2 separate regions of the Homo sapiens genome follow, and region 2 is linked to region 1. A link is a contact called in ENCODE Hi-C or POLR2A ChIA-PET data. All regions are on one chromosome and are shown on one strand. Each heading gives the region's core, a stretch centred on a gene start or an enhancer-like site at or near the end of the contact. The rest is flanking DNA. Distances are from core to core; before and after follow the strand shown. Region 1 holds the start of CCN2 (cellular communication network factor 2). Region 2 overlaps TARID (TCF21 antisense RNA inducing promoter demethylation).

What was found. A loop is a pair of places that touch in the nucleus more often than their neighbours do. ChIA-PET counts read pairs that join two places held with the same protein, here RNA polymerase II (POLR2A).
Region 2: a map of PC-9 shows a loop between it and region 1 (8-fold over the local background). The contact joins the enhancer-like site here to the promoter of CCN2 in region 1. A Hi-C loop is called at or near these places in 1 of 168 maps with a recorded cell type or tissue (PC-9). POLR2A ChIA-PET finds 5 or more read pairs at or near these places in 2 of 52 experiments (H1 and PC-9).

Annotation. Positions count from the first base shown.
Region 1 is chr6:131,948,758-131,954,919 of GRCh38, forward strand. It overlaps CCN2 (cellular communication network factor 2), which reads right to left and starts at 2,615. Exons shown (of 5, transcript NM_001901.4): 1 at 2,350-2,615; 2 at 2,013-2,235; 3 at 1,535-1,786; 4 at 1,192-1,403; 5 at 1-803. The coding sequence starts at 2,415. The coding sequence ends at 507. The region is part of intron 2 of CCN2-AS1 (CCN2 antisense RNA 1); the gene reads left to right.
Region 2 is chr6:133,738,862-133,745,023 of GRCh38, forward strand. All of the region lies in intron 4 of TARID (TCF21 antisense RNA inducing promoter demethylation), which reads right to left. Among named protein-coding and RNA genes, the nearest start is that of LINC01312, 79 kb to the right of the region's middle. Within about 2 kb of position 2,815, at least 3 of the 41 ENCODE cell types and tissues checked have a DNase peak (open chromatin) inside an H3K27ac peak, as active enhancers do; they include PC-9, where a contact is called at or near this core.

The DNA.
Region 1 (6,162 bases), core at 1,365-3,864:
GAACAGTGTCATTCGAATCAGAATGTCAGAGCTGAGTCTGCTGTTCTGACTTAAGGAACAACTTGACTCAGTCTCTTGATGGCTGGAGAATGCACATCCTAGCTGTCACTGGGGCTACAGGCAGGTCAGTGAGCACGCTAAAATTTTCCTTCTCAATTACACTTCAAATAGCAGGCATATTACTCGTATAAGATGCTATCTGATGATACTAACCTTTCTGCTGGTACCCTCCCACTGCTCCTAAAGCCACACCTTAATATACATTCTGGTGCTGTGTACTAATGTAGTTCCACTGTCAAGTCTTAACATTCTTCAAACCAGTGTCTGGGGTTGATAGACTATTTGTTTGACATGGCACAATGTTTTGAATTGGGTGGGAATCTTTTCCCCCAGTTAGAAAAACAGATTTAAATAACTTGTGCTACTGAAATCATTTTTACGGAAAAATGAGATGTGAATCAGTTCAAGTTCCAGTCTAATGAGTTAATGTCTCTCACTCTCTGGCTTCATGCCATGTCTCCGTACATCTTCCTGTAGTACAGCGATTCAAAGATGTCATTGTCTCCGGGACAGTTGTAATGGCAGGCACAGGTCTTGATGAACATCATGTTCTTCTTCATGACCTCGCCGTCAGGGCACTTGAACTCCACCGGCAGGGTGGTGGTTCTGTGGGGGGTGCAGCATCGGCCGTCGGTACATACTCCACAGAATTTAGCTCGGTATGTCTTCATGCTGGTGCAGCCAGAAAGCTCAAACTTGATAGGCTTGGAGATTTTGGGAGTACGGATGCACTTTTTGCCCTTCTAAGGAAGACAAGGGAAAAGAGAGAGGAAAAAAAAAAATCAGCGACTCTACAAGAGGAGTGGCTTTCTTCAACCCTCTGTGTTTTAGTCTTCTGTTGTCTGACTTCTGTTTATATTTTGAGGGGAGGAAGTTTGAGTCTCATTTGCTATGTCCAAAAATAGCCAGAGCCTCTCTTGGAATGTCTTGAATTAACTAACCCTGTGGAAGATTTCGTAGTGGAAAACTGGTGGTTGCTATTACACAAGCTCTCATTCCAGCAAAACAGCTCAATGGTTAGATAGTTTTGGAGATAACGGGCTTATACTAACAAGCGTGGCAAGAGCCCTAAGTTGGGTCCTATCCACTGTTTTTCCTGTGAAAAATAGTTAATAGGAGCAGAACATGTACCTTAATGTTCTCTTCCAGGTCAGCTTCGCAAGGCCTGACCATGCACAGGCGGCTCTGCTTCTCTAGCCTGCAGGAGGCGTTGTCATTGGTAACCCGGGTGGAGATGCCCATCCCACAGGTCTTGGAACAGGCGCTCCACTCTGTGGTCTGGACCAGGCAGTTGGCTCTAATCATAGTTGGGTCTGGGCCAAACGTGTCTTCCAGTCGGTAAGCTGCGAGAGCAGAGCACACAAACACCATGTAAAACGCCTGGATAAGGTATTTCCCCCGTTCGGTCGGCACAGTTAGGACTCCCTCCCTGGGAGAGAATCACGACCCTGACTTAGAGGAAGACTCGACTCACCCGCGAGGGCAGGCCCAACCACGGTTTGGTCCTTGGGCTCGTCACACACCCACTCCTCGCAGCATTTCCCGGGCAGCTTGACCCTCCTCGGGAAGGGGCAGTCAGGGCTGGGCAGACGAACGTCCATGCTGCACAGGGGCATGCAGCCCACCGCCCCGTCCAGGCACGTGCACTGGTACTTGCAGCTGCTCTGGAAGGACTCTCCGCTGCGGTACACCGTACCACCGAAGATGCAGGGAGCACCATCTTTGGCTGGAGAAGAGGAAGGGAAGAGAGGGGTGGGGGATGCAGAGGTCAGGCATTGGGGCACTCTCACATCCAGAGCGTCAGGGATGCGAGTTGGGATCTGGGCTGCAGGGGGCGGGCTGGCAGCAGCTGGAGAAAGAAACTCAGTCCGAGCGGTTTCTTTTTCCAGCGGGCGGGTGGGCGTGAGGGAGGAGGCGGCCGGACACCTAGCGGTGGGGGCTGCGGGTCTTACCGGTGCACACGCCGATCTTGCGGTTGGCCGGGGAGCCGAAGTGACAGAATAGGCCCTTGTGCGGGTCGCATGGGTCGCGCTCGGTGCACAGCTCGCCCAGCTGCTTGGCGCAGACGCGGCAGCAGCCGCAGCCGTCCAGCACGAGGCTCACGCCCGCCGGGCAGCGCGGCGCCGGCTCGTCCGGGCACCGGCACGGCCCGCTGCAGTTCTGGCCGACGGCCGGCTGCAGGGAGGACAGGGCGGTCAGCGGCGCTCGGTCGGCGCGCACGCCCTCCCCGGCCGGCCCCGAGTCCCTCCCTGGCAGCCGCCGGCCGCAGCGGGGGCTCCCGGCGCTTACCCGGCTGCAGAGGGCGAGGAGGACCACGAAGGCGACGCGGACGGGGCCCATACTGGCGGCGGTCATGGTTGGCACTGCGGGCGGAGCGGAGGGCGCGGTGGCGGCGAGCGGGGAGCGGCGGGGCCTGGAGCGCTGGCGGTGGTCGGAGGTGGGGACCGGGACGCGCCGGGCTGTCGTCTCGGGGCTGTCGGCCGGGGCGGCTGCCGTCGAGCTGGAGGGTGGAGTCGCACTGGCTGTCTCCTCTCAGCGGGGAAGAGTTGTTGTGTGAGTTTGGGGCGGGCGGCCCGAGGCTTTTATACGCTCCGGGCGGCCGCGGCTCGCCAATGAGCTGAATGGAGTCCTACACAAACAGGGACATTCCTCGCATTCCTCCCCACCTTCCTGCCTCATCAACTCACACCGGATTGATCCTGACCCCTTGACACTCAGCATTCCTCCGTCTGAAAAAGCTGGCACACTCCAGCTCACAGAAAAAAAAAAAAAGGAAAAAAAAAAGCGCAGTATTTCCAGCACCAAATAGAATTTTTTTTTCCCTATCCTCTTCGCACCACTCCTGATTCATATCATTTATAAACACACTGGCAATTATTTCTTATTTCTTTTTCGAATAAGTTTGCCCTGTTCTGTCCACTGACATACATCCTTTTTAGGAAGTAGGTAGCTGAAGAGGCAAACAGCAGGAATTCCTAAAAAATTCGAAAAGGTTTCTCCCCCCCAACCCTTAGCAATGATTTGCGTTTTAGAGGCTATAGGCTCTTGAAACTCTCCAAAGAGTAGAAAAGGAGTGAGTTGCTTTTAACCATTTGAAATCCTCAAGATGCCTACCTGTAAAACCCTGAATTCTATATTTGAGATTTGATCATTTGTCACTTGAGGTAACGGTTTTGGGACAAGAAAGAGAACAAAGACGCGTGTGACTCAGGATGCAGTCTCCTGGGGCAGATTTCCAAAACTCTTGCTTAGTTTTCTCTTAATATATGTAGGAGTTTTATATAGGCAAGGACAAGGGAGGAGTGGCCATCAATGTTTCCAGAAAAAGGGATCCATTGTTCTATCAGAGCAAATGATTCTGTGTTGGGTAGGTAGGGGCTCTGGGTGTCAGGGTGGGAACACTGGGATGCAAAGGGGGTTCACCTAGGAGCATTTAAACACAGCTTCACTAGGGTCTTTGAGAAATGAGTGCATTTTCTTATATTAAAACCTATAATCTTCAAATGTGGATTGGATTTGGTTTGTCTTGTTAAAATAAGAAGTCTGATTCCATTACAAGAGCAGTGTACCCTGTTGTATCTGGATATAAACTAAGATTGACAGTGAATAATATATTTTTAGTGACTCCCCACACATCTATGAATAGTGATTGTGACTTCTCATTACCCAAGGAACATGCAGCCTGAGGGAGTGAGGTCAGGACAAGGAAAGAATAGGCTTTATTCTCCCTGGGTGTGTGCAGATGTTGAATATGGCCAATAAACCTAAGCATATCTCCATTTCTTAATATAGTGCTACTTAGCTTCACTAAAGACCCAACTAATTCACTGTGCTTTCATTTGGAATCTATGTTGTTTAGTGGCTTTTTTGTTAATACCTCCAGTTCCCATTTTATATAAAGAGAGTGATTCTAGGGCCATACCATTTTTGTATTCTGTAATGCCGCATCATTTGACATTGGTGTTACCAATGAGTAGATTCCTTTAAGTTGTTGATGCTTCAGAGCATGGGTTCAAGATAAGCATATCTGTTTGTGGTGCAAAGATCGGCTTTAGAAACAATGCATTATAGATTTATCATTTGAAAACAGCCTGTTTAAACTGATCAAATTTTTAAAGTTTCAGTACAGTCTGTTGAAAAATAGCCAAGAAGAAATATAACCACTCCAACTTCAGCATAGAGCATATCATCTGTGCACGATTACCTCGTTAAGCCAGCCACATGTTATAGAGTGTAGTTGCATGTCAATAGTGTGAATGGCCAGCAAAGGGGTGGGGGTGCCCTCTGAAGCTCAGGAAGAATTTTCGTCATTGTTATTTAATGTCCTTTCCAAGCATTCCTCAAAAAGAAGAGGCCTAAGAGTTCCTATTTAAAGAAGGAACATTCCAAGTTAACTTAATAGCCACATGTGTATTAAAGGCAACTTGGCCCTCAACTTTTTCTTCCCTTGTGGATGATTTTAAAAGTCCAAAATATGTGGGAAGCCACAGTGAAACCTTTCAAGACCTAAACCCCCAATTACATCTACCTCTAATGGTTGGAAAGGTGTGGTGGCTGGGGAAGGGTAGGGATGTGCAGTGCGAGTCTCACCTAAGGTGGGATGTGGGCTTGGTGGTGAGCTCTCCTAGCTTGCAGAGTGAGGTAGGTGGGAGAAGGGTTGGGGAATTTCTGAATCCTCAGGAGAGTCTGAAAGCTACCACCATCTTCATGCCTGCAGCAGGGAGACTCATTCATGGAGGGGATAAATTGTTGTACTGGGTTATAGTTAGATGGCCTAGGTTGTATTCTTGGAACTGCCTTTCGCAGATCTCAGGGAAGTCACACGTAGGAGCCATATTCCCATTTCTGTTTAAAAAATGAAAGTAATCATAATTTTTTTAATTTAATAGGGTTCAGTGAGGGCTGAGTAGATGAAAATTCCAGGGAATTGGTGCTTTATTTTTTTCAGATTTTCTTGATTTTTTTTCAATCTCTGTGTATAATAAGTATATTACCATTCTGCTCTGTTGTTAAAAATGTCAAAAGAAAGAATTTGGTTTTACTATAAAATTCTCATAGTCCCTCGAAGTCTCAAAAAAATCTATAGTCAGTTCCAAATAGATGATTTTAATGTTGCTTAAGAGGAAATAAGCATATTGAAATATATAGAACATATGAAATCTCAGGAAAGAAAAAGTTTCTGTGCATTATCAGGTTAGATTGAGGCTTTATGATCAAAACTCTTTTTGAAGGAGTTAAAAGACTATTATTAAGAGAGTGACACAGAGACAGACAGACACATACATGCACACACACCCAGAGAGAGAGAGAATGAGAGAAGACACCCAAGACATTCACAGACTCAGAAGTATGTTTTTATTGTGATATGGACCATCAAATGCCAGGAAACTCAAAGGGAAAGGCTGATACTCCATCCATAATTCATGCCATGGGATCTGAATTCTTGCACTATTATCAATGACTCAGCAAATGTTTGTGTGTGCCTGGGCGGTAAAGTGGGAAATAGTGGCTTCTTATAACTTCATCCAACTTTGACTTACCCCAGCCCCTTTGATTGACAGCAGGTCAGAGTTGGGAGAAAAAGATCTTTGAATTTGTGTGCAAAATGGTTAAGATGCACTAATTTTGACTTGTAAGCAAGTATTTATCTAGCAAATGCTTTTTAGAGAGCATTTTTTCCTCGTGGTAAAATGAGGAATTAACTAAGCTGGCCACTGAGTCCTGTTTACCAAGCTATATAAGGTATGTGTGTGTGTCTACTAGGGCATCATTTGTACTGGTCGTTTGGTTAAGTCTTGTAAGATGTTCAGCTGTGGATGTATTACATTCCTTCCCTTAAGTTTTTTGTTGTTTTTTCCTCCCTAAAAAAAAAAGGTTTCTTGATCAGGTATCAGACACAGAGAAAACCTGGCAGGACTACAGAAAAGTGGCCAGAGTTGGAGTGTTTGTGTACTTAAAGAAGGAATCTTGCACATTTTCAACTTTTAGTTGTAGACATTTTCTTATAAGAGCAAGTAGGAGTCAGTGCCAGCCCTCAAAGCGGAAATCAAAGCTCCCAGGGAAACATGCCGGAGGAATGTGACTCAGAGCCAAGACCCATAC
Region 2 (6,162 bases), core at 1,565-4,064, 1.8 Mb after region 1:
ACTTCTATTCCCAGCACCTTTGGAAGACTCTTGGCTTATGATAACATCAGTAAATATTTGCCGAATGAATCAAAAGAACATGAAAACTAAAATGCAAGGCTACAAATTGATTTCTGAAATGAAGCGCAATTTGTATTTTGACTAACGCTCTGAATTTATTGTTATTTAGACCTGATTCAAAGCTCCTTCTACTTTTGAGGCAGGATAGAACAGCAGTTAAAAATGTATACCCTGGAACCAGAATGCCTGGGTTTAAAGTCTAGCTCCCCAATTTCTAGCTGTGTGATCTCAAAGCAATCATGCAACCTCTCTGTGCCTGAATTTCCCACTCTATAGAATAGACATAATAATTGTCACATCTACCTCATAGGTTAGTTGCAAGGATTAGATGGATTGATAGATGTGAAAATGCTTGGAACAGCTCCTGGCTCTAAATGAGAGGTACATAAGTTACTGATTGTAGCTACTATTATTATTGAAAATTGGTTGCTAAGTTTAACACCTCTAAACCTGCCCAACCTGAGAAATCGACCTTGGTAGTATACAGTGAATGAGGAACACATGACCAGCACTGCGTGTTGAGCACTTCCCTTGCTGTGGGAAACCAGCCGAGAAGAGGCCTCTCATTTCTATGCCTAATAAAGTGTTATCTTAATGTATACTTGAGCAAAAATCACTTTTATTAGACTATTTTGTTTAATTTGTCTGATTAAGAGTGTTAAGACTCAATCAGTAGGCATTAAAATGTTTAGATCTTAGGTGTTATATGTTATGAAATATCCAAATGATAAGTAAGAGAAGTAGGAAGAAGGGAAAGAAAGAAGTACAGTATCCCTGATGTTTTCCCATGAACATTTGCAGGAGTCTTTCATTCCACTTCATAAGTATGGTTAACTTATATGCTTGCTCTGTAAACAAAACAAAATATTGATTTTTGCCTTTTCTAAAGAACTTTTCTTCCCTGTGAAGACATCATTAGAAAAGCAGCTTAAGGGTATCTGTCAAGGTTTTAAGGATTTCAAAATCACCTTTTTAAAAGATATGATGTTTTGTGCTTTTAGGTTGGGGCTCTCCCAGCTCTCTCATGTGAAGGCCATTTTCCAGGTTCTTCCTGAAATCTTTCTGGATTGATGCTTTTGGAAGCAGGTGAGGATATGTGAGCATGAGCAGGTGAGAGGGTGGGGGTGTGCACTGACTCCACGTCTACTACATTAGTCTGTTCTCACACTGCTATAAAGATACTACCTGACACTGGGTAATTTATAAAGGAAAGAAATTTAATTGACTCACAGTTCCACATGACTAGGAAGGCCTCAGGAAACTTACGATCATGGCGGAAGGCAAAAGGGAAGAAAGGCACCTCTTACATTAGCGCAGGAGAGAGAGAGCGCACAGGGGAAACTGCCACTTTTAAACCATCAAATCTTGTGAAAACTCCCTTGATATCATGAGAGCAGCATGGGGGAAACCTCGCCCATGATCCAGTCATCTCCCACCAGGTCCCTTTCTCAACAAGTGGTGATTACAATTCGAGATAAGATTTGGGTGTGGACACAGAGCCAAGCCTATCATATACCAACAGCACACGGTGCTTTTCCTGTAAGATATGATCCCTGTGTCCAGCTCAGTCCAAAGTAGCAGAGCCTAATCAAGGATGCAATTACAATGAAAACAGCAATAATAACAAACTAACTGCTAGAGTACACCAAAAGTCAAAACTCAACATGAATTTTGTGCTATGATCATTAAGGAAAATGCCTTCCTTTCAGTTGCTTCTGCACACAAGGCAGGCTCCACGTATGGGCAGCAATCCACGCTGTCCAATTTAGTGGCCCAAGAAAGCCCCTGTCCCTAACATGCTTCTCCCTGAACTCTCCCTAATATCTGAAGCATAACATTTGCCAGTCACCCATTCCTCTGGATTAGCATCACCATCTTTGTCACTTTTTCCGTTACTTTCCTTTAGCATAAGAAGTTAAGGGTTTCTATAAAACTGAGGACCTAGAGGTGAGAAGAACACAGGTGAAGAAACATCTGTCTGAACTGGGTGTTGGAAGAACTAAACTCTATGTCATATGAATATTTGGACTGATTCTTGCCACCAAATTCTTGAGTAACTCCAAAAAAAATCTGTGACCAGTTCACAATGACACTGAGAGTCAGACGCAGCTGTTCACAATTTATACAAAATAAAACCACAGGAGAATTTTCTTGCATAATTTTCCAATCTATTTTTGAAAGTTTTTAAAATAAATTCTACCATTATTTCCCCAAACCAATGAATACAGGCAAAGCATGTAAGGGAATTTAATCACCTAGCGAAAGTCTTTTCTCATACACTTATTATTCAATAATTTGGACCAGAAAATGCAAAGAAATCACATCCTGCTCATTCCCAGGTCCTCTGAGGCTAAGAGGGGCTGAGGGTGACACTATAACCTGACAGGAGTCAATGACTTTGGGTGTAAAAAAAAAAAAGTGCTTCAGTGAAAAATTTCCATCCTTTTTATGAGAAAGGCCTAGGCTAGTGAGCTTTGGCTTTGGATATAGAGGTTGTCTGAGTGACAGTCATTTTTGGAGAACAGAATGAAAACCACACCCCAGCTGTGGTAGTGGCAGGAAAAAAGATATCTTCCCAAGAGAGTTCATTGCTTGTCCATTAGAAGGCTTCAGCCAGAAATCCCACAGTGGAGAAATCTAAACAAGTGTTATACAATAGCTAGGCTCCCCCTGCAGCAACTCCTAATGTGGGCAGAGACAGCCTAATTACCACCCAAGCTGTTCCTATGCTGACTACAAGGTGACACGGAGAGAGCAAAGGGAAGGGGAGGGAGAGACATGTAACACGATCTATTATTTTGCAATTAACAGGAGGCTCACTCCCGTCTGTCCACTGTCAACATCTACGCATGAGTGAACACACACACACACACACACACAGCCGAATCTCCAGAAACCCTAAGTCAGTTTCTCCCCTGCCTCTCACCCTCAGAGGGGCTAGGTCACCTTCTTCTCCTGCATCAAAACCTGGTTCCAAGACCCCAAGGACCAGGGCACCAGGCTCTTTTTTCACCCAAGAGAAATTCAGCTGAGATTTCATTTATGTCGATTTATTTTCCATCATTGCTTCATGATGCCTGTTACATGGTGTAGATTTCATTGTGCCTAATACAATGTAAACTCTATGTAAATAGTTGTTATGTTGTTAATTATCTAATTATATAATACTTTAATATTTTAATCATTTGCAAATGCTGACTTTTTCTCTCAGGTGAGAGAAGAACCTGGCCCGCTGGTCCTTGGGGTCTTGGAACCAGGTTTTGATGCAGAAGAAGAAGGTGACCTAGCTGTGCTGAGGGTGAGAGGCAGGGGAGAAACCTACTTAGGGTTTCTGGAGATTCAGCTGTGTGTGTGTGTGCGCACACACACACACATACACATGCGCACTTCTGTGCACATATTTTCAAATGCAAAGGATTAGAAAATTCAAGTATTATATAACTATATTCAGCTTTAATTACAACTACTAATTGGTCGAGCCTCCTAGAAAAACACTGCTTGGCACCAATTCTACTTCACCAGAAAGCAATGCTTATTATCTTATCCATACCAGCTAATTAAGTAAAAACACACTGCTAAAAATCTCAAACAGGCTGGGTGCGGTGGCTCACACCTGTAATGTCAGCACTTTGAGAGGCCAAGGCTGGCGGATCACGAGGTCAGGAGATTGAGACCATCCTGGCTAATACGGTGAAACCCCATCTCTACTGAAAATACAAAAAATTAGCCGGGCGTGGTGGCATGTTCCTGTAGTCCCAGCTACTCGGGAGGCTGAGGCAGGAGAATCGCTTGAACCCGGGAGGCGGAGCTTGCAGTGAGCCGACGTCGCGTCACTGCGCTCCAGCATGGGCACAGAGCGAGACTCTTGTCAAAAAAAAAAAAAAAAAAAAAAAAAAGACGTCAAACAGATTAGAATTGCTTAGATATTTGAAATTGTAACGAAAGTGTAAAAAATAAAGAGATTGACAAATATTGTAAAAGAAAATACAAAGTATCATTATTTGCACCTCTCTATCAAACCGCTCCCCCAAAAAAACTACTAGAACAAAGAAATTTCAGAAAGGTGGCTGATTGTGAGCTAAATATACCAAGAAAAAAACATTAGTGCTCTTGTATACCTATGGATGTAATTGAAATATATACACTTTCAGCCTTCTGCATCTGAGGGTTTAGCATCCATGGGTTCAACCAACTAGGGACACAAAATATTCCAAAAAAATCACATGCCCACACAAAAAATAATACAGCAATAAAAGATAATTACATAAATAAAAACATAACTATTTATATAGAGTTTATACTGTATTATGTATTATAAGTAATCTAGAGATGATTTAAAGTGTACAGGAGGATGTGCATTAAGTTATAAACAAATATAAAGAACTTCAGTATCCACAGATTTTGGTATCTGCAGGAGTTCTGGAACAAATCCCCCATGGATACTGACGGACAACTTTGTCCCTCAGTACGCACACACACACACATATATGTACATATATATGTTAGTAGAAGTATATACATGTATACACACACATACATACCCATATATGTACATATATGTTAGTAGAAGATTCCACTAGAAATAACAAAACATATATAAATTACTTGTATTAATTTTTTAATATGAAGGAACTATATTAAGAAAATGATATGTCAAAGAATTGAATAAATGAAACAATATCCTATGTTACTAATTATAAACATTATATTAAAGATATTTATTCTCCTGTAATTAATTTTTGAATTTAACTTAACCCCAGACCTCCAAATGCAGTGGTGCAGGGGTCCTTCAGGAGATGCCAGGTCTCATCTGATAGCTCTAAACACCCACCCGGCCCCAGAGTTGAAGAAGATGGAGGAGAACCTGGCAGGACCAACCAGGTGGAGTAGCAGGTGGTTGACAACATGCCTAAGCTGCAACAGCGCCTGCTGACCCTGAGCCAAACTTTTGAGCATACAGGCAAATATCCCTCCTTTACTTTCATCTTCCAAATCTCACACAAAATGTCTCTTCTGGCTCAGGCAAACTTGGAACTATGCAGGGGATGGAATTCTGTTAAATGTACTTGCAAGGAGCTAAGTTGACACAGTGAAAAATCACCACAATCATAAAGGTAAAAATTTTTCAAAAATATCAATGTATAGAGCTGGGAGTGTATAGAATAATTTTTCATATGTGGCACTAAAGGCAAAAGATAGAAAGGAAAGACTGACAGATTTGACTTCATAAAAGTTATTTTTTAAATCTGTTAACAAAAAAAGTAAGCAAACAAGAAAAACATTGAGGGTAATATTTTCAATACAGCGATAGGCAAGTAGTCTGTTTAATTTTTTTTTTTTTTTTTTTTTTTTTTTTTTTTGAGATGGAGTCTTGCTCTTTCCCCCAGGCTGGAGTGCAATGGCGTGATCTCAGCTCACTGCAAGCTCTGCCTCCTGGGTTCACGCCATTCTCCTGCTTCGGTCTCCAGAGTAGCTGGGACTACAGGCTCCTGCCACCATGCCCGGCTAATTTCTTTGTATTTTTTAGTAGAAACGGGGTTTCACTGTGTTAGCCAGGATGGTCTTAATCTCCTGAGCTCGTGATCTGCCCGCCTCAGCCTCACAAAGTAGTCTGTTTAATATTTTTAAAGTTTTCCAAATCAATAAGAGACAGATGAGCATCTGTTATTTTATTTTATTTATTTTTTAAGAGATGGGGCCTCACTTTGTTCCACAGGTTGCAGTGCAGTGGCATGATCATAGCTCACTATAGCCTCAAACTTCTGGCCTCAAGGGATCCTCTTGCTTCAGTTCCCCAGTAGCTAGGACTAAATTTAAAATAAATTTTTAAATTATTTTCAGAGACTGAGATCTTACCATCTAGCCCAGGCTAGTCTGCAACTCCCGGGCTCAAGCAATCCTCATTCTCCCAATGTGCTGGGATGACAGACCTGAGCCTCTGTGTCTGGCCTTATATTTTATATATATAAAGGGTAAGGACTGTTAATTCACAAAAGAAGAATAAAAAAGAAGTAAAATGGCCAAAACACACTTTTAAGTATAAAATCCCACTGGAAATCAAGTAAAAGCAAATGGTTTCCCCCAACACATTGGCAAAGGTGT